Regions from separate parts of the Homo sapiens genome. Here all the other regions are linked to region 4. Evidence: chromatin contacts called from ENCODE Hi-C or POLR2A ChIA-PET data. All regions are on one chromosome and are shown on one strand. Each heading gives the region's core, a stretch centred on a gene start or an enhancer-like site at or near the end of the contact. The rest is flanking DNA. Distances are from core to core; before and after follow the strand shown. Region 1 holds the start of PLK1 (polo like kinase 1). Region 2 holds the start of GGA2 (golgi associated, gamma adaptin ear containing, ARF binding protein 2). Region 3 holds the start of COG7 (component of oligomeric golgi complex 7). Region 4 holds the start of TNRC6A (trinucleotide repeat containing adaptor 6A). Region 5 holds the start of DCTN5 (dynactin subunit 5). Region 6 overlaps EARS2 (glutamyl-tRNA synthetase 2, mitochondrial).

Evidence for each region. A loop is a pair of places that touch in the nucleus more often than their neighbours do. ChIA-PET counts read pairs that join two places held with the same protein, here RNA polymerase II (POLR2A). Pooled maps may share reads with other maps.
Region 1: a pooled map shows a loop between it and region 4 (4-fold over the local background). The contact joins the promoter of PLK1 here to the promoter of TNRC6A in region 4. A Hi-C loop is called at or near these places in 1 of 37 single-sample maps with no recorded cell type and 3 of 50 pooled maps. POLR2A ChIA-PET finds 5 or more read pairs at or near these places in 1 of 52 experiments (naive thymus-derived CD4-positive, alpha-beta T cell).
Region 2: a loop to region 4 is called in a pooled map, with 5 times the contacts of the local background. The contact joins the promoter of GGA2 here to the promoter of TNRC6A in region 4. A Hi-C loop is called at or near these places in 1 of 37 single-sample maps with no recorded cell type and 4 of 50 pooled maps. POLR2A ChIA-PET finds 5 or more read pairs at or near these places in 1 of 52 experiments (T-cell).
Region 3: a loop to region 4 is called in a pooled map, with 6 times the contacts of the local background. The contact joins the promoter of COG7 here to the promoter of TNRC6A in region 4. A Hi-C loop is called at or near these places in 5 of 50 pooled maps. POLR2A ChIA-PET finds 5 or more read pairs at or near these places in 2 of 52 experiments (activated T-cell and naive thymus-derived CD8-positive, alpha-beta T cell).
Region 5: a loop to region 4 is called in a pooled map, with 11 times the contacts of the local background. The contact joins the promoter of DCTN5 here to the promoter of TNRC6A in region 4. A Hi-C loop is called at or near these places in 2 of 37 single-sample maps with no recorded cell type and 9 of 50 pooled maps. POLR2A ChIA-PET finds 5 or more read pairs at or near these places in 1 of 52 experiments (activated CD4-positive, alpha-beta T cell).
Region 6: POLR2A ChIA-PET joins it to region 4 with 12 read pairs in Panc1. The contact joins the enhancer-like site here to the promoter of TNRC6A in region 4. POLR2A ChIA-PET finds 5 or more read pairs at or near these places in 2 of 52 experiments (Panc1 and T-cell).

What each region holds. Positions count from the first base shown.
Region 1 is chr16:23,677,515-23,680,214 of GRCh38, reverse strand. It overlaps PLK1 (polo like kinase 1), which reads right to left and starts at 1,326. Exons shown (of 10, transcript NM_005030.6): 1 at 875-1,326; 2 at 1-131. The coding sequence starts at 1,282.
Region 2 is chr16:23,509,069-23,511,768 of GRCh38, reverse strand. It overlaps GGA2 (golgi associated, gamma adaptin ear containing, ARF binding protein 2), which reads left to right and starts at 1,275. Exons shown (of 17, transcript NM_015044.4): 1 at 1,275-1,448. The coding sequence starts at 1,358. RefSeq lists silencers at 999-1,048, 1,119-1,348, 1,419-1,588.
Region 3 is chr16:23,451,927-23,454,626 of GRCh38, reverse strand. It overlaps COG7 (component of oligomeric golgi complex 7), which reads left to right and starts at 1,438. Exons shown (of 17, transcript NM_153603.4): 1 at 1,438-1,801. The coding sequence starts at 1,633. LOC124903667 (a long non-coding RNA gene) reads right to left here and starts at 1,884. Exons shown (of 2, transcript XR_007065030.1): 1 at 1,362-1,884. RefSeq lists enhancers at 1,109-1,158, 1,449-1,778.
Region 4 is chr16:24,728,327-24,731,026 of GRCh38, reverse strand. TNRC6A (trinucleotide repeat containing adaptor 6A) reads right to left here and starts at 1,376. Exons shown (of 25, transcript NM_014494.4): 1 at 1,181-1,376; 2 at 727-774. The coding sequence starts at 1,185. RefSeq lists a silencer at 1,038-1,347.
Region 5 is chr16:23,640,216-23,642,915 of GRCh38, reverse strand. It overlaps DCTN5 (dynactin subunit 5), which reads right to left and starts at 1,450. Exons shown (of 6, transcript NM_032486.4): 1 at 1,326-1,450. The coding sequence starts at 1,373. PALB2 (partner and localizer of BRCA2) reads left to right here and starts at 1,606. Exons shown (of 13, transcript NM_024675.4): 1 at 1,606-1,806. The coding sequence starts at 1,759. RefSeq lists an enhancer at 388-1,177 and a silencer at 2,305-2,539.
Region 6 is chr16:23,537,326-23,540,179 of GRCh38, reverse strand. All of the region lies in intron 3 of EARS2 (glutamyl-tRNA synthetase 2, mitochondrial), which reads left to right. It also overlaps the pseudogene SUB1P4. Among named protein-coding and RNA genes, the nearest start is that of EARS2, 19 kb to the left of the region's middle. RefSeq lists enhancers at 1,278-1,572, 1,173-1,672, 1,673-2,174. Within about 2 kb of position 1,384, at least 4 of the 41 ENCODE cell types and tissues checked have a DNase peak (open chromatin) inside an H3K27ac peak, as active enhancers do.

The DNA.
Region 1 (2,700 bases), core at 77-2,576, 1.1 Mb after region 4:
CCCAGCTTGAGGTCTCGATGAATAACTCGGTTTCGGTGCAGGTACTGGCAGCCAAGCACAATTTGCCGTAGGTAGTATCGGGCCTCAGGCTCAGTCAGGGCTTTCCTCCTCTTGTGCAGCTCCAGGAGAGACTGTGGGTGGGAAGGAGAGGGCAGGAGGGATGGGGAGGTGGATTGAGGCCGGTGGGGAAGGGAGAGGGTTACCAGGCAAAGGAAGCACAGGACTGGACTCTGGACTCCCAAGGGATGAAAGAGGGGTCTTGGTGGGTTTCTCTCCTTCCCTATGCCCCCACCCCATTCCTTCTCCAGCACAGCGGCATCTGGACCCTGCCTTAACACTGTCCACAACCATTCGCAGCACCCCTTCTCCTACTAGCTTCCCCCCTTACCTGGGGGTCCTCTCTCAGCCCCACTCCGGAAGCTCCGAGTCCCCAGCACCAGATCCCTTTCCTGACTCGTATCTCCCCCGGAAGGCCCGAAGTCTGGCTCCAACTACCCCCCCACTGACCCAGCTCCACCCCAGAAGCTCCCAGGGCGCGGCATCACTAACCTGGGACTCCTCCCTGGGTACTCCAGGGCCCTAGCGTCCATTACCAGCACCCCTCCCCCCAGCACCTCGCGTCCAGAAGCTGACTTCCCTATCAGCAACATGACTCAGACTCCACTTCACTGGAACCCCCTCCTCTAGCAGCTCCCAGAGCCAAGAAGCCCTTACCAAAGACACTTTCCATACGTAAGCGGGAGGCTCCCAGCACCCTTCTCTAGCAGCTCCAAGTCCCAGGCTCTCCCTTGCTGGGTACTCTTTCCAGCAGCTCCAGGTCTGGGCGCTCCAACTGCCCCGCAGGCAGTTCCAGTTCCCCAGCAGCGACACTCACCCTCCGGCGGCAGAGCTCCAACACCACGAACACGAAGTCGTTGTCCTCGAAAAAGCCGTGGAATCCTACGACGTGCTGGTGGGCGAGGCTGCGGTGAATGGATATTTCCATGGACATCTTCTCCCTCTGGTGCGGCTTGAGCAGCAGAGACTTAGGCACAATCTTGCCCGCGAACACCTCCTTGGTGTCCGCGTCCGAGATCTCGAAGCACTTGGCAAAGCCGCCCTTGCCCAAAAAGCGGCCCCGCACATAGCGCCGCCGGCTGCGTGGGTCCACTAGGACCTCCGGGATCTCTTTCGCCGGTGGAGCCGCCGCCGGAGCTCCGGGAGCTGCAACTCCGGGGACCCCGGCTTTCCCAGGGTCGGCCGGTGCCCGTGCCAGCTTCCCTGCAGTCACTGCAGCACTCATGCTCCCGAAGCTGCGCTGCAGACCTCGATCCGAGCAGAGCCTCCGCACCGCTCCGCTCCTCCCCGAATTCAAACGCGGCGCTGGGAACGTTACAAAAGCCTGCGCGCCACTGATTGGCCGCGGGGATTTAAAATCCAAACCCGCCCGCCGCGCGGCACCATGGGAGCGCCCTGCGCAGCAGCAGCCTTTAAACCCGGACCCAGCCGGGGAAAACCTGATTGACACGGACGCCCGAACACGTGGGATAGCCTGGGAAACCAAACCCGGCGTGGATGCGGAGACCCAGCCCCGAGAGAGGAGGAATTCCTTCGGGGTTTCTCCCTTTCTCGGGCGTCCGGGAAAGCTCCTGCGGTTCACTTGCGCCTCCTCCAGGAAGCTTTTACTTAAATCTTCCTCTACCTCGGGGCCAGGGAACAGTAGCATCGCCATCACCTGAGAGCTTGTTAGAACCGCAAAGGCAAACGTTCAGGCCCTACCCCAGACCTCCCGAGTCAGTGTCCGCCTCTCAACAAGACTGCTCAGGTGATTCCTACACATCCTGAAGTTGGAGAAGCACAGTACCAGAGCCCCCCATGATGCAACGAAGCTGTCTGGCCTCCTCGCTACTGAATTTCCCAGGGCCTAAAATAGTGGACACTCAGTTTCTTGGTCAGAGGGAGGGAAGGTTGGAAGAATGCCTAGCAAACTGGCAGGTCATAGCCAAATGTGTCTTGCGGGGTTTTGTTTGGCCTCCCCCCACGCCTTTTTTTTGTGTGTGTGACGGAATCTTGCTCTGTCGCCCAGGCTGGAGTGCAGTGGCACGATCTCAGCTCACTGCAACCTCTGCTTCCCGGGTTCAAGCAATCCTCCCGCCTCGGCCTCCCTAGCAGCTGGAATTACAAGCATGCACCACCATGCCCGGCTAATTTTTGTAATTTTAGTAGAGAAGAGGTTTCACCATGTTGGCCAGGCTGGTCTTGAACTCCTGACCTCAAGTGATCTGCCCCTCGGCCTCCCAAATGCTGGGATTACAGGCGTGAGCCACCGCGCCCCGCCATTGTAAAACATTTACAGCATTTAAAAGAGGAGCTCATAAAAGTTGGGATTTGTGGCCTTTCCTGAAAAAAATCAGCTCTAGCTACTTACTCTGTGCCTACATGCTTTCAGTTTGCCACAGTTTACAGCTACACCCGTTTGTTCTGTAGGTACTTGAGTGGCAACCCTGGAACAGTAAAATACCCACGTTAAAAGCTCTTTCTCTGTGCCTCCTTAGCACCCTCTGATCCTTCATAGAGCCCAGCAAAAATCAACCATACTATAAGCATCCTTCACCTGCCTTGCAGCTAAGCTGAAGGACAATGAGGACAATGATGCCGTCCTTTCTACCCCATGTCCCAAGCTCCCAGAGCAGTGCTTGGTAAAAAAAAAAGGGTACTTAC
Region 2 (2,700 bases), core at 26-2,525, 1.2 Mb after region 4:
ATTTAACACGTATTCATTTCATAATTATGATAATCATGACATACTTTTTTGGGAAAATTATCTTTTAACAGAATAAGCAAGTAAATAATACATCGATGGTGTACTGTGTGATGCAGAAAATAAAGCAGAGTATTGAGGAATGCAGGACATGTTAGTTTAGAAGTGTTCCAGGAAACCAGGGAGGTGGAGGTTGCAATGAGCCGAGATAGCACCACTGCACTCCAGCCTGGGCGACAGAGCGAGACTCCATCTGAAAAAAAAAAAAAGTGTTCCAGGAAAACCCTTCTGTGAATAAAAATGCAAGCACATAGGCCGGGCGTGGTGGCTCACCCCTGTAATCCCAGCACTTTGGGAGGGCGAAGCGGGCAGATCACGAGGTCAGGAGTTCGAGACCAGCCTGGCCAACATAGTGAACCCTCGTTTCTACTAAAAATACAAAAAAAAAAAAAATAGCTGGGTGTGGTGGCATGCACCTGTAGTCCCAGCTACTCGGGACGCTGAGGCAGGAGAATCGCTTGAACCCAGGAAGTGGAGGTTGCAGTGAGCCGAGATGGCACCCCTGCACTCCAGCCTAGGCGACAGAGTGAGACTCCGTCTCAAAAAAAGAAAAAAAGAAAAATAAAAAATAAATGCAAGCACTTTGGGAAGTCGAGGTAAGAGGATCTTGTAGCCCAGGAGTTCGAGACCACCCGGGCAACATGGTGAAACCCAGTCTCTAACACACACACACACACACACACACACACACACACGGTGAAACCCAGTCTCTAACACCAGGAGTTCGAGACCACCCGGGCAACATGGTGAAACCCAGTCTCTAACACACACACACACACACACACACACACACACACACACACACGGTGAAACCCAGTCTCTAACACACACACACACACACGCCAGGCGTGGTGGTGCCCTCCCCTAGTCCCAGCTCCTCCGGAGACTGAAGCGGGAGGATCGCTTGAGCCTAGGAGGTGGAGGCTGCAGTGAGCCGTGATCGCGCCATTGGACTCCAGCCTGAGTGACAGAGCAAGACCCCGTCTCTTAAAAAATAAAAATGCTAAAAGAATTATTCGTGTTCTTCTGAAAATCAAATTTAACTGGGCGTCTTGTATTTTATCTGGCAACCGTACGGTGAGTGGTCTTAGAAGACCAGCGCTGGGTGGAGGGATCTGGACTAAGAAATGTTCCGGCCGGTCCCGCGTGGAGGGGGGGCCTGGGGTGGGCGTGGCGCCAGCGGCCCCGCCCCGTCACGTGTCCACCGCTCCTGCCGCGCAGTCAGCAGAGGAGAGCGCCAGGACGCTACAGCGGCTGAAGAGGCAGTGGCGCCCGCGGCCGCAGCGTCGGGGCTGGAGCGATGGCGGCGACCGCGGTGGCGGCGGCTGTGGCGGGAACCGAGTCGGCCCAGGGTCCCCCGGGCCCGGCAGCGTCGCTGGAGCTGTGGCTCAGTGAGTAGCCTGGCAGGCCTTCGGCGCAGCCGCTGCGCCGCACGTGAGGCCTCGCTTCCCGCCTCCCGGGGCCTTGCTTCGGGGCGGGCGGCCGCAGGGGAGGCCGGCGGCCGGGTAGGGGGCCTGGGCCCGGCGCGGTGGGGAAGATCGCCCAGGGGTCCCCCGAGAGGAGCCCCAAGCATCCGCCGGGGCAGCGGCCCCCTTCTGAGCTCTGCCCCTCCCCCTCCGCCCACCCCCCAACTTAGCAGCAGCACAGGACCCCGACCCCCACCCCAATGGCTACGTGACCTGCGCTTTCCCCTGCGCCAGGCACTGTGCTCACAGCGGCTTAGTCCTGCTTAATCCTCATTCCCACCCCGAGCTGGCTTCTATTATTAACCCCACTACGGAAGCGGGGACCTTGAGGCTTAAGGAGACGCAGTCGTGCAAGACATGCAGTCTGTTTGGGGCTGAGAAAGATCTCTATCTGGCTACCGCGTCAAAAAGAAATTTTTTACCTTTTGTGTTTACTTTGGCCAGACTTTTTTTTTTAAACACACACACACGTGTGTGTGTGTGTGCGTATATATATATATGTGTGTTTTTTTTTTCCTTTAAGAGACGGGGTCTCATTATGTTACCCTGGTTGGGCTCAAACCCTTTGGCCAGAATTCTTCTGCATGTCTCCTGTAAGCTTCACAGTCATCTTAGGGGTTATTATTATCTCCGTTTTACCAATGAGGGATTGAGGTTCAAAGGGGATAAAGAATATTCCCCTTGTACCCAGCTCTGCTAGGTGCCAGGAACACTGAGATGCATAACACAGGGTCCTTGCTCACCAAAACATTTTTTAGTGGGTACAAGCCGGCAGTCACATCACCTTACTAACGGGATTGGCGAGGAGGAGGAGGGCGTTCGTTTCACCTGTGGTGGTAGGAGTTGGTTTACCTGGGGGTCGTCACAGCCGACCGCATTCCAGGCAGAAGAAACTGCGTGTGCAAAAGCTGGGGACAAGAGAATGTGGAGCACTCCGGGAACAAGTAGGTCAGTCCGCTGGAGTGCAAGCCTAAAGCTCAGGAATCCGGGAAAGGGGCTGCACGGCTAATTGGGGCGAGATCTTCAAGAGCCTTGTGTGCTGCAGAAAGGAGTTTATGTTTTATCCGAGGGCGGGGTTGCTGTTTGGGAGTTTTCAGCCGGAGAATCTGATCAAGGAAGCCTGTTAAAGGCGTCACTTGCAGCCATATGGTGCTAAATTGGGCGGAGAGGGTGAGAC
Region 3 (2,700 bases), core at 189-2,688, 1.3 Mb after region 4:
CTCCCCCCAAATAACTGGGACTCCTAGCAGAAGGGTTACCCCAGTTAAAACCTACTCAACCCAGAAGAATGAGACAAACCAAGGGAGATGCCAATGAAAAACGAGTGACTATCAGGCCTGGAGATGGCAGCCAGCCACTCATACCCCAATGGCAGGCCAACCTGGAAAACTGTCCCCTGTAGGGTTTCCAAGGATGACATCTTGTCCTCCCCCTTGGGTTGGTCCCACTCTTGAAACAACATAAAAACTTAGAACCTAAAGAATACCCTCATACCTTCCCCTACCTTTTCTTCTTTTCTTTTCGAGACAGGGTCTCGCTCTGTCACCCAGGCTGGAGTGCAGTGGCGTGATCACAGCTCACTGCAGCCTCGACCTCCTGGGCTCAGGCAATCCTCTCACCCCAGCCTCTCGAGTAGCTGAGACTACAGGTGTGCGCCACCACACTCAGCTAATTTTTAATTTTTTTGCAGAGACGGGGTCTTCCTATGTTGCCCAGGCTGAGAAATTGTTTGTGATTATGGGTTATGCACAGATTTCTCAGCCGCAACACCAAAAGCATGATCCATAAAAAAAGGTGATAAGGAACTTAACAAACTTTAAAAGGTCTGCACCTCAAAACACATCATTAAGAAAATAATTAGTTAGGCCAGGCGCGGTGACTCACGCCTGTGATCCCAACACTTTGGGAGGCCGAGGCAGGCGGATCACCTGAGGTTGGGAGTTTGAGGCCAGCCTGGCCAGCGTGGTGAAACCCCATCTCTACTAATAATACAAAAAGTAGCCGGGCGTGGTGGCACGCGCCTGTAATCCCAGCTACTCGGGAGGCTGAGGCAAGACACTCGCTTGAACCTGGGAGGCGGAGGTTGCAGTGAGCCGAGATCGCGTCACTTCGCTCCAACCTGGGCGACAGAGCAAGACTCCGTCTCAGAAAAAAATAAAGAAAGAAAGAAAAAGAAAGAAATAGCCGGGCGTGTTGTCGCGCGCCTGTAGTCCCAGCTACTCTGGAGGCTGAGGTGGGAGGATCGCTGGAGCCCAGAAATTTGAGGCTGCAGTGAGCTGAGATCGTTCAATTGCCCAGGAATTTGAGGCTGTAGTGAGCAGAGATCGTTCAATTGCACTCCATTGCTGCCCACTGCGCTCCACTGTTGCCCAGGCTGTCCTAGAACTCCTGGCCTCAAGCGATTCTCCCGCGTCAGCTTCCTAAAGAGCTGGGATTACAGGCGCGAGCCACCGCGTAAATGCGCTAATGTATGTCAGGGCTTTATAGTAAGCATATAGTTTAGTCCTCGGCAAATGTTAGCAGACATGGGATATTTGTCGGTGCCGGGAGCTCTCAGTCCGGGGCGTTTTCCCACACCCACCTCTGCTCAGCGCTCCGGACGCCTGCAGTCACTATGGTAACGGCCAACGACTTCCGGAAGAAGAACGGCGGGCGGCGAGGGTCATTCCCAGCCGCAAACTGAGTGCGCTGAGCGGGGAAGCGCAAAGGGGCAAGTTACCCGTCCTGGCGTTTCTGGGGTTCGCCTCGGAGGCTAGCCTCGGTGCTCTCGCAGGCTCGCTCGCTTCTGCATCCCCGTTGCCGCCCGGAGCCAACTCTTAAGTTCTGGACGCCAGGCCTGAGGCAGTTCCGCCATGGACTTCTCCAAGTTCCTGGCAGACGACTTCGACGTGAAGGAGTGGATCAATGCGGCCTTCAGGGCCGGCTCCAAGGAGGCGGCGTCCGGGAAGGCGGATGGCCACGCAGCCACCCTGGTGATGAAGCTGCAGCTGTTCATCCAAGAGGTGAACCACGCCGTGGAGGGTGAGCCGCTCGGGGCCCTGGCCGCGGGACCCTCCCCTGCTCTCGGCTGGGCAGAGGTCACCGAACTTGCGTGAGGCACTCAGGTGGGCGGGGCACGCATGGACAGCAAATACCCTCGGCAAAAGAGCAAGCCCCGAACTCCTGATCACGTCAGCGGGAGTCTCAGCTGGGTGCCGGGCTGTCTTGAACACTTGCTAATTTTGGGTGTTGTTTTTCCTCCTCTGGCTGGGCTATAAGTTTCCTTTTTCTTTTCTTTCTTTCTCTTTGTTTTTTCTTTTGAAACAGGGTCTCTCTACAGTGGCTCGATCATAGCTCACTGCAGCCTCGAACTCCTGCACTCAAGCGATCCTCTCGCCTCTCGAGTCGCTAGGACTACAGGCGCGAGCCACCGCGCCCCACAAATTCTGTTTAAAAAAAAAATTGTAGAGATGGGATCTCACTGTGTTGCCAGGCTGGTCTCAAATTCAAATTCCTGGGCATAATGGGTTTTCCAGTCTTGGCCTCCCAAAGTACTGTGATTATACCTGTGAGCCACCACATCTGGCCTGAAGTTTCCTTTTGGAACTTAAAAGAGTGGATCTTATTGCAGTAGCTCTTCTCTAAATAATTCAATAGCAGATCTCTGGGATTCCCTTTTTATTATTATCCATAGGCACTGGAAGACAAGATGGATCTTTTTAAATGCTAGAAGTTTTAACCAGTTCTTAACATGTCTTTGTTGAGGCACCTTCCAGAATATAAGATAAAACAACTCCAGTTTCTGTTATAGTGACTTGAATCTCAGAGTCAAGAGCCCAGTGTCAAAGAAAATTGGCTTTGACTTTTTGTAATCTAGGAGCACGAGTCTGTGAGGTGTTTATTCAAAGAGTTAAAGAGCCTGTTTTGTACCAAACAATAAA
Region 4 (2,700 bases), core at 127-2,626:
AGCTAAATATTTCCATTCCATAAAGACATCGTTTAAAAAAAAAAAAAAATTCTCCCTTCACGGTGATGCAAAAGCAGCAGGGCCCAACAGGAACGATAACCTCTTCTGGAGAAAAGATTTTTAATTATTTTACCAGCTGATAAAAAGAGCACACACCGAACATGGACAGAAATGGAGTTTCGAAGGAAAACAAAACGCAGCTTATGCTTGGTAAAGTTCAAGGACAAAACTGTGTCCAATGCAACAGAATCCGCCTGACTACAATGTATGGGGGGGGGGGGGGGGCGGGGGGGAATGCGAACACATAGTATCTTTTTATAAAAGCAACAATTTGAGCTACAAAGTAATAACGGGGAAGCCAAAACAGTTTGACAGCCCGCCATAAGGGCCGCCTCAATCATGAGTCACACAATGCCTGCAACCATTTACAATAGTAATTAATGCACAAGTCCCCTAATTAAATTCTAAAAGGGTGAGAATGCTTTAACTAAGTTTACAAGAATTGCTTTGCGCTTTTTTTTTTTTTTTTTAAAGAAAGAAACACACGCGTAATTACGCATCTCCCCGCAATCCCTCCAGTATTCCCCCAGGCCGCTTCTCCCGAATGTCTGCTCTCCGGGTGCGGAAGAAAATGTCACGGGGGAACTTCTCAACCCAGAAAAGGCGAATCGGAGTAGAAATATACGATTATCGTGGGGCGGGAGACGGAAAGCTCGCCCATCTTACCTGCTAAGATTTCTTTCTACGTCTTTGGTAGCTTTAGCTTCCAATTCTCTGAAACAAAAAAACAAAAACAAAAACAAAACAAAAACACACACACAAAAACGAGATGCGCGTGAAAACGGAGCTGCTGCGGCAGAGGCTCGCGCCGGGGCCGGATGGGGGAGGGGAGAGGACGGGGGGAGGGGGACTCACAAAGCTGCGGGGCTGCAGCCCGGACTGCGGTCCCGCGGCGCGGGCGAGGCGCAACCCCGGCCTGGCCCCCGCGGCGCGGCGCAGCGAGGCTCCCCCGGGCCGCCCGCTCGGCCTCCGCAGCAACGCAGCCTGCGCCCTCCCGCCGAGGCCCGAAGTCTCGGGGACGCCCGGCGCCGCCGCCTCTGCTGCCGCCGCCGCGGGTTGCGGGCCCTGCGGCAGCGCCCGCGGCTCCTCCCGCCCGGAGGGAGGCCCTTGTTCCGCTCACCTCATGTGTGTAAAGTGCACGAGCAAGTGGGGCGCGGCGAAGGAGGCTCGCGAGCCTCAAGCCCTCCGCAGCGCCGCGGGGAGAGGCCCGAGCCGCTGCACCAGCGCCATTTTCTACACCGACCCGCTGCCGCCGCCGCCGCCGCCGCCGCCGCCGCCGCCGACACCGCCGCCGCCGCAGGCCCCAGACCGGAAGTGAATGCCCCACTCGGCAACCCCTTCCGGGGGCGCCACGGCCACTGGCCCCCAAGATGGAGGCCCTAGCAACTGGACCCGCAGATTGGGCAGGTCCTTGGCAACCGCCCCGGCGTGTCACGCTGCACCCAGCCGGACCTCCCTGGAGGTCACAGCCTCCGAGGCGCCCCGCGGAGTGGCTGGGGGGGCCTGCGGAGTCCCGAGTCCAACCTTTTTCGGTGCGGCCGGCTCCGGTCTGACCGAGGAGGGGAGTCCCTCCCCTCCTCCTCCTTCTTTGCTGCGACACAAGTTTCCTACCCGCCGCCCGGCCCCTCCCCCACTGACACACGCCAAAAAAAAAAAAAAAAAAAATTGCCTAAAACGCAAATTTTACCCCAACTGCAGCCTGATGAGCCCGCGCGGCTTTTGAATTCAGCCACTTCTAATTATTTTTGACCTTGGGCCAGTTATTTAACCTCTCTGCTTCTCTGTTCCTCCTCAGGTAAAGAATGCATACCTGAGGCGGGTTGTGAGGCTTAAAAGCGATTTTTATCCACCGACCTTTGACTCAGCAGTTCCGCCTGCACGGATTTTCTGCTCAGGAAATAATTCTGGGTATCTGCAAATATTTCACCTTCGAGATACTAAGCTGTGGTATTGATGATGGTGAAAAATTGCAAACAGCCAAAATGTCCAGCGCTACTAGATGGCTTCAAAAACAGCTACTGGCATGTATTAGGACACTGTAAAAATGATGTGGAGGAATAATCCCGGCATGGAGGAAATGGTTGCAATAGAATAAATGAAAAAGCAGGTTCCAACGTAGCTCACACAGTAAGAAACATCTTAGTGTAGACACAGTAAGATACATACATGTAGATAGACTAAGATATGTATATATGTAGACACAGATGCATATGTGTACATTAAAAGTATACATACATACCTACATGTAGATACAATAAGACATACATATCTGCAGGTAGATACAACAATACACATACATGTAGATACAGTAAGATACATATTTTCACTTGCGTGTGTTCTTTCCAACCTCTCATCAAGCTTTTTCTTCTAATTTAAAGATAATTCCTCCTCTGTGCTTAAAATCTATAACCTTTACTTTCTCAGAAACCCCACTCTGTGGATCATCCCATTCTCCTTTTTCTAACCTAAGTTCTTCAACTGGCTTTTTTTTTTATTTTTTTATTATATTATCATTTTTTTTAGGCGGAGTCTCGCTCTGTCTCCCAGGCTGGAGTGCAGTGGCGCGATCTCCGTTCACCGCAACCTCCGCCTCCCGAGTTCAAGCAATTCTCCTGCCTTAGCCTCCCAAGTAGCTGGGAT
Region 5 (2,700 bases), core at 201-2,700, 1.1 Mb after region 4:
ATAGGTTTCTGGACTACAGGTTTCCATCAAGAAAGCTCCCATTTGAGAGAAAAAAACATAAAGTGGGGTGCTGTCCACAATGGAGTGAGTCCAGGATATCAAAAAAGCAATGATGGATTAGGAAACTATGGCTGAGTATGGTGGCTCATGCCTGTAATCTCAGCACTTTGAGAGGCTGAGGCAGACGGATCCCTTGAGGACAGGAGCTCAAGACCAGCCTAGGCAACATAGTGAGACCCCTTCTCAACAAAAAAAAAATTTTTTAATTAGCCGGGCATGGTGGCGCGTGTCTGTAGTCCCAGCTCCTCAGAAGGCTGAGGCTAGAGGATCGCTTGAGCCTGGAAGGCCGAGGCTGCAATGAGCTGTGATTGTGCCACTGCACTCCAGCCTGGGCAACAGAGTGAGAACCTGTCTCAAAAAATAAAAACACAAAGGAAACTAGGGACTCAAGGAATAAACTCATAATTTGAATGTCTATAGCTTGGTGGCATCAGACAGACGCGGATTCAAATCCCACTTCCACGCGTGGGCTTTACGGCCTTAAAACGAGGATAATGACTATGAGTATCAGAGTTGTGAGAAAGCAAAGAAAACCAAAATAACGATAGTAACGTTAATTGACCACTTGCCCTGTTTCCAAGATTTTACAAACATATCATGTACTGATCATAAAGAACCAAATCGGCAGGGTGCGGTGGCTCACGCCTGTAATGCCAGCACTTTGGGAGGCCGAGGCGGGTCGATCACCTGAGGTCAAGAGTTAGGGACCTGCCTGGCCAACACGGTGAAACCCCGTCTCTACCAAAAAATACAAAAATTAGCCGGGCGTGGTGGCGGGCGCCTGTAATCCCAGCTACTCGAGACGCTGAGGCAGGAGAATCGCTTGAACCCGGGAGGCGGAGGTTGCAGTGAGCAGAGATCGCGCCGCGGCCCTCAGGACTGGGCGACAGAGTCTCCGCCCCCCAACCCCCTTCCTCAAAAAAAAAGAACCGAATCGTTTTTAGCGCAAGTTAACAGATACAAAAGGCAGTGTAAAAGGGCCCGAAGTCCGAGCTGTAATTCGTATGAACAGGATGGGACTTGTCCTATCCTCCCGAAGGCACTTTACCCCTATGAGAAAATCAGGAATAAATACAAAAGGCCTCAACTGGCCAAGCGCGGAGTAAACAGCAAAGCCAGACGGTACACGGGGCATCGCTAGATAATCCGGGACTAATGGCCAAAGGGACAGGGGTTGGTGGGGTAGGGGCAGGTTGGGAACGCCGACCAGGCCTCAAAGGGACGCAGGGTTGGAAAGAGGAGGATACATATCTGGACCCGCGCACCGTCTCGATGTACTCAGACTTGTTGTAGAGCAGCTCGCCCAACTCCATGGCCGCCGCCTCCTTCCCTCAGCCCCGGATCCTGTCAGAGTCAGTCGGTCAGTCTTTCAGAGATTCCGGCTACTTCCGGCCGCTCCTCCACTTCCGCTCCAGGTGGCCCACTGGGACTCATCGACAGCGCGGCTCTCCTTTAGGCGGCCTCGCTCCACTGCTCGGCCGTCTACGGCTGCGCGTGCGCAGGCCGAATGGTGGATTTAATTGGCCGGAGTTTAGGGCGCGCTTGGCCCGCGTGGGTCAGCTGATCGCGCACTGAGGGTGCGATCCCGGGCTCCCCATTCCTTCCTGGGGCGCCTCCCCGGCCCAGGGCCAACTGGGTCCCGGTGTCGGCAGGCCTGGGGTCGGCGACGGCTGCTCTTTTCGTTCTGTCGCCTGCCCGATGGACGAGCCTCCCGGGAAGCCCCTCAGCTGTGAGGAGAAGGAAAAGGTGCCGGGGGTGCGGGAAGGGCGGACGCAGGACTCTGACCCCGCTTTCCCAGGGTTTTAGGCCTGGCTTTGTGTCCTCGGCAGTCCGAGGGCAGCAGTATCATCTGACCACCCCCTCCTCTTAGGGCTGAGGGGGCACAGAAAATGAAAATGTGGAAATAGCGTGGTGCTCACGTGGTGGCGTTTAAAGAACAAATTTCATTACAGTAGCAGCGCATTAATACAATGTGTAACAGTTTGTAGATAAAGCTGTATCGACACCCTTGCTCCTCCCCCCTCCCACACCCTCAATCTTTACTTCTCCCCCCGGACGGCCTCAAGTAAATCTTTTAAGTCTGGTACTTCCAGGTCCTTTCGTGTGTTAATGTGGGTGGTGGAGGAGGGGCGTATCCCTAACCACCAAAAAGGAATCCTATGTATATTTTTTGGAGAAGGGAATGTTCATAAATGGTATGATCTGAATGGTTCTGCAGGTTCCGTTTAGCTTTCCTGTCAGGACATGTTTATCTACCTTGCTTTCTTTTTTAAGTTCTAGACAGTATGTTGTAGTTTGGAAGTGCCCTCGTTTTGTTTCTTTTTTCTTCCTTTTCTGTTTTTCTTCTTTTTTGAGACAGAGTCTCACTCTGCCACCCATGCTGGGGTGCAGTGGCGCGATCTCGGCTCACTGCAACCTCCGCTTCCTGGGATCAAGCGACTCTCCTGCCTCAGCCTCCCGAGTAGCTGGGATTACACGAACCCGCCACTGCACCTGGCCTTGGAAGTGCCCTTGCTTCTTTAGACTGTACTTTACTGATAGACTTTTAGGATGTTTCCAGCTTGTGCTGATGTTATTCTTATCCTGGCTTACCTTCTGGTGGAGGTGAGAAAGATCATTTATAAGTAAACAAGATAATCC
Region 6 (2,854 bases), core at 135-2,634, 1.2 Mb after region 4:
CAGAGTGTTATGTTTTGTTTTGTTTTGAGATGGGGTCTCACTCTGTCACCCAGATTGGAGTGCAGTGGTGTGATATTGGCTCAAGGCAACTTCTGCCTCCTGGGCTCAAGCAGTCCTCTCATCTCAGCCTCCCAAACAGCTGGAACCACAGGTGTGTGCCGCCATGCCCGGCAAATTTTTTTTGTATTTTTTGGTAGAGACGGGGTTTCTCCGTGTTGCCTAGGCTGGTCTCAAACTCCTGAGCATAGGAGATCCACCCACCTCAGCCTCCCAAAGTGCTGGGATTATAGGTGTGAGCCATCATGCCCGGCTGGCACACAGCTAGTTTTTAAATTTTTGTAGAGATGGAATTCCCCTATTTTGCCCAGGCTGGTATGAAACTCAAGCGATCTTCCCACCTCAGCTTCCCAAAGTGCTGGGATTATAGGCATGAGCCACCATGCCTGGCCAACAGATTTTTTTTTTTTGTTAAATTATAGTCATGCCCTGTTGTGGAATCCTTGCAGCCATTTATTTATTTATTTATTTTAAGCTTTCAGGATTTGTATTAAATCCTAGTCTAATTTAACGGTATCTGATGTTACACACATCATCTCATGGTGAACGTGTTTAATAAGCGAAAGCAAATCAGACAGCTTATCTAAGTCGTTATTTTTTGTGGACTAAACAGTAAGGTAACAACTACCCAGAACCCTATGGGTCATGATGGACACTTGCTCAGTTTTCATACAAGCTGTGTTGGTTATCAAAGTATATCTGCTAATATTTAATAAAGTGAAATGTCATTGGGGTGGAAAAGTCAAGCCTAGACATTTGGTTGGAAAAGAACAGATCAAGTATGGATTTCACAAACCAAAAGTTTATAAACTCAATGCAATACAAGTCCTTTCTATTGTAAAAGCTTAGTTGAAACTAAAAGATCTGTAAAAACTATTACTTTGGGCCTTAAACAGTACTAGCTCTTATGAGCAAAAAAAGGACACAACTGCAGCCTGGGCAACGTGGTGAAACCCTATCTATATTAAAGTACAAAAATTAGCTGGGCTTGGTGGTGTGTGCCCATAATCTCAGCTACTTAGGAGGCTGAGGCAGGAGAATCAGCTGAACTAGGGAGATGGAGGTTGCAGTGAGCTGAGATTGTGCCACTGCACTCCAGCCTGGGAGACAGAATGAGACCCTGTCTCAAAAAAAAAAAAAAAAAAAAAAGGAGGGGGGCCATAACTGTTGAGAATGTATTACTTGGTTTTATTTTACATTAGGTGGTAGGTACAAAGCAATCCTTCTTAATAAAGCTGACAGTTAGCTTCCCTTAGGACTTTTTTTTCCAGACAGGGTCTTGCTGTGTCACCCAGGCTGGAGCGATGCAATCATGACTCACCACAGCCTTGACTTCCTGGGCTCAAGCAATCCTGCTTCAGTCTCCCAAGTGGGTGGAACTACACACATGTACCCACCATGCCCGGCTAATTCTTTTTTTTTCTTAAATTTCTAGTAGAGACAAGGTCTCGTTACCCAGGTTGGTTTTGAACTCCTGGGCTCAAGCAGTTCTCCTGCCTTGTCCTCCCGAAATGCTGGGATTACAGGAGTGAGCCACCGCACTTGGACAGAACATATTCAATAATGCACATTTAAAACAAGTATTCATCTTACAAGTTGTTCTGTAATCCAAACATATGACAGCTTGGAGAACAACATTTAGAAAACAGAAGCCAATGTAAAAAGACAGATTAATACAACTAGAAGCCAGGCACGGTGGCTCACGCCTGTAATCCCAGCACTTTGGGAGGCTGAGGTAGGCAGATCACCTGAGGTCAGGAATTCGAGACCAGCTTGGCCAACGTGGTGAAACCCCATCTCTGCTGAAATTAGCTGGGCATGGTGGCGTGCACCTGTAATCCCAGCTACTTGGGAGCCTGGGAGGCAGAGGCTACAGTGAGCCAAGATCACGCCGCTGCACTCCAGCCTGGGTGACAGAGCGAGACTCCATCTCAAAACAAAAAACAAAAAAACCCAACTAGGATAGTGTAGGTTTTGTATGGCTCAGACTTTACAGTTTTCTTACTGCATCATCAATGTATCGATTAGAATATCTGTTCCAGCTAGGTGCGGTGGCTCATGCCTGTAATCCCAGCACTTTGGGAGGCCAAGGTGGGCAGATTGCTAGAGCCCAGCCTTCGCAACATGGTGAGCCCCCATTTCTACTAAAAAAAATACAAAAATTAGCCAGGCATGGTGGTGCACGCCTGTAGTCCCAGCTACTTGGGAGGCTGAGGTGGGAGAATCACTTTACCCTTGGGAATGTCTAGGCTGCAGTGAGCTGTGATCACTCTACTGTACTCCAGCCTGGGTGACAGAGTGAGACCCTGACTCAAAAAAAAAAAAAAAGAAAGAAAAAGAAAAGAAAAGAAAGAAACCCTGTCTCTACTAAAAATACAAAAAATTAGCTGGGTATAGTCGTGCATACCTGTAGTCCTAGCTGCTCGGGAGGCTGAGATGAGAGAATCACATGAGCCCAGGAAGTCAAGACTGCAGTGAGCCATGATTGCACCACTGCATTCCAGCCTGATCAACGAGAGTGAGACCTTGTCCCCTGTCTCAGTAAATGAATGAATGAATGAATGTTTCTTCAGCTGGCCCCATTGCTGTGGATTTAAAGAAATACCTTTTCTTCCTGGTTTTATTTAACCTTTGAGATCCATCCAATAATCTCTAATACCATCAATTAGCACTTCCCCTTTAACATCCCAAACACTAAGGTACCTCATTTTCCCAATCTGAAACATGTTATCAGCTGAGTACAGTGGCCTGTAATCTAATCACAGCACTTTGGGAGGCTGAGGAGGGTGGATCACTT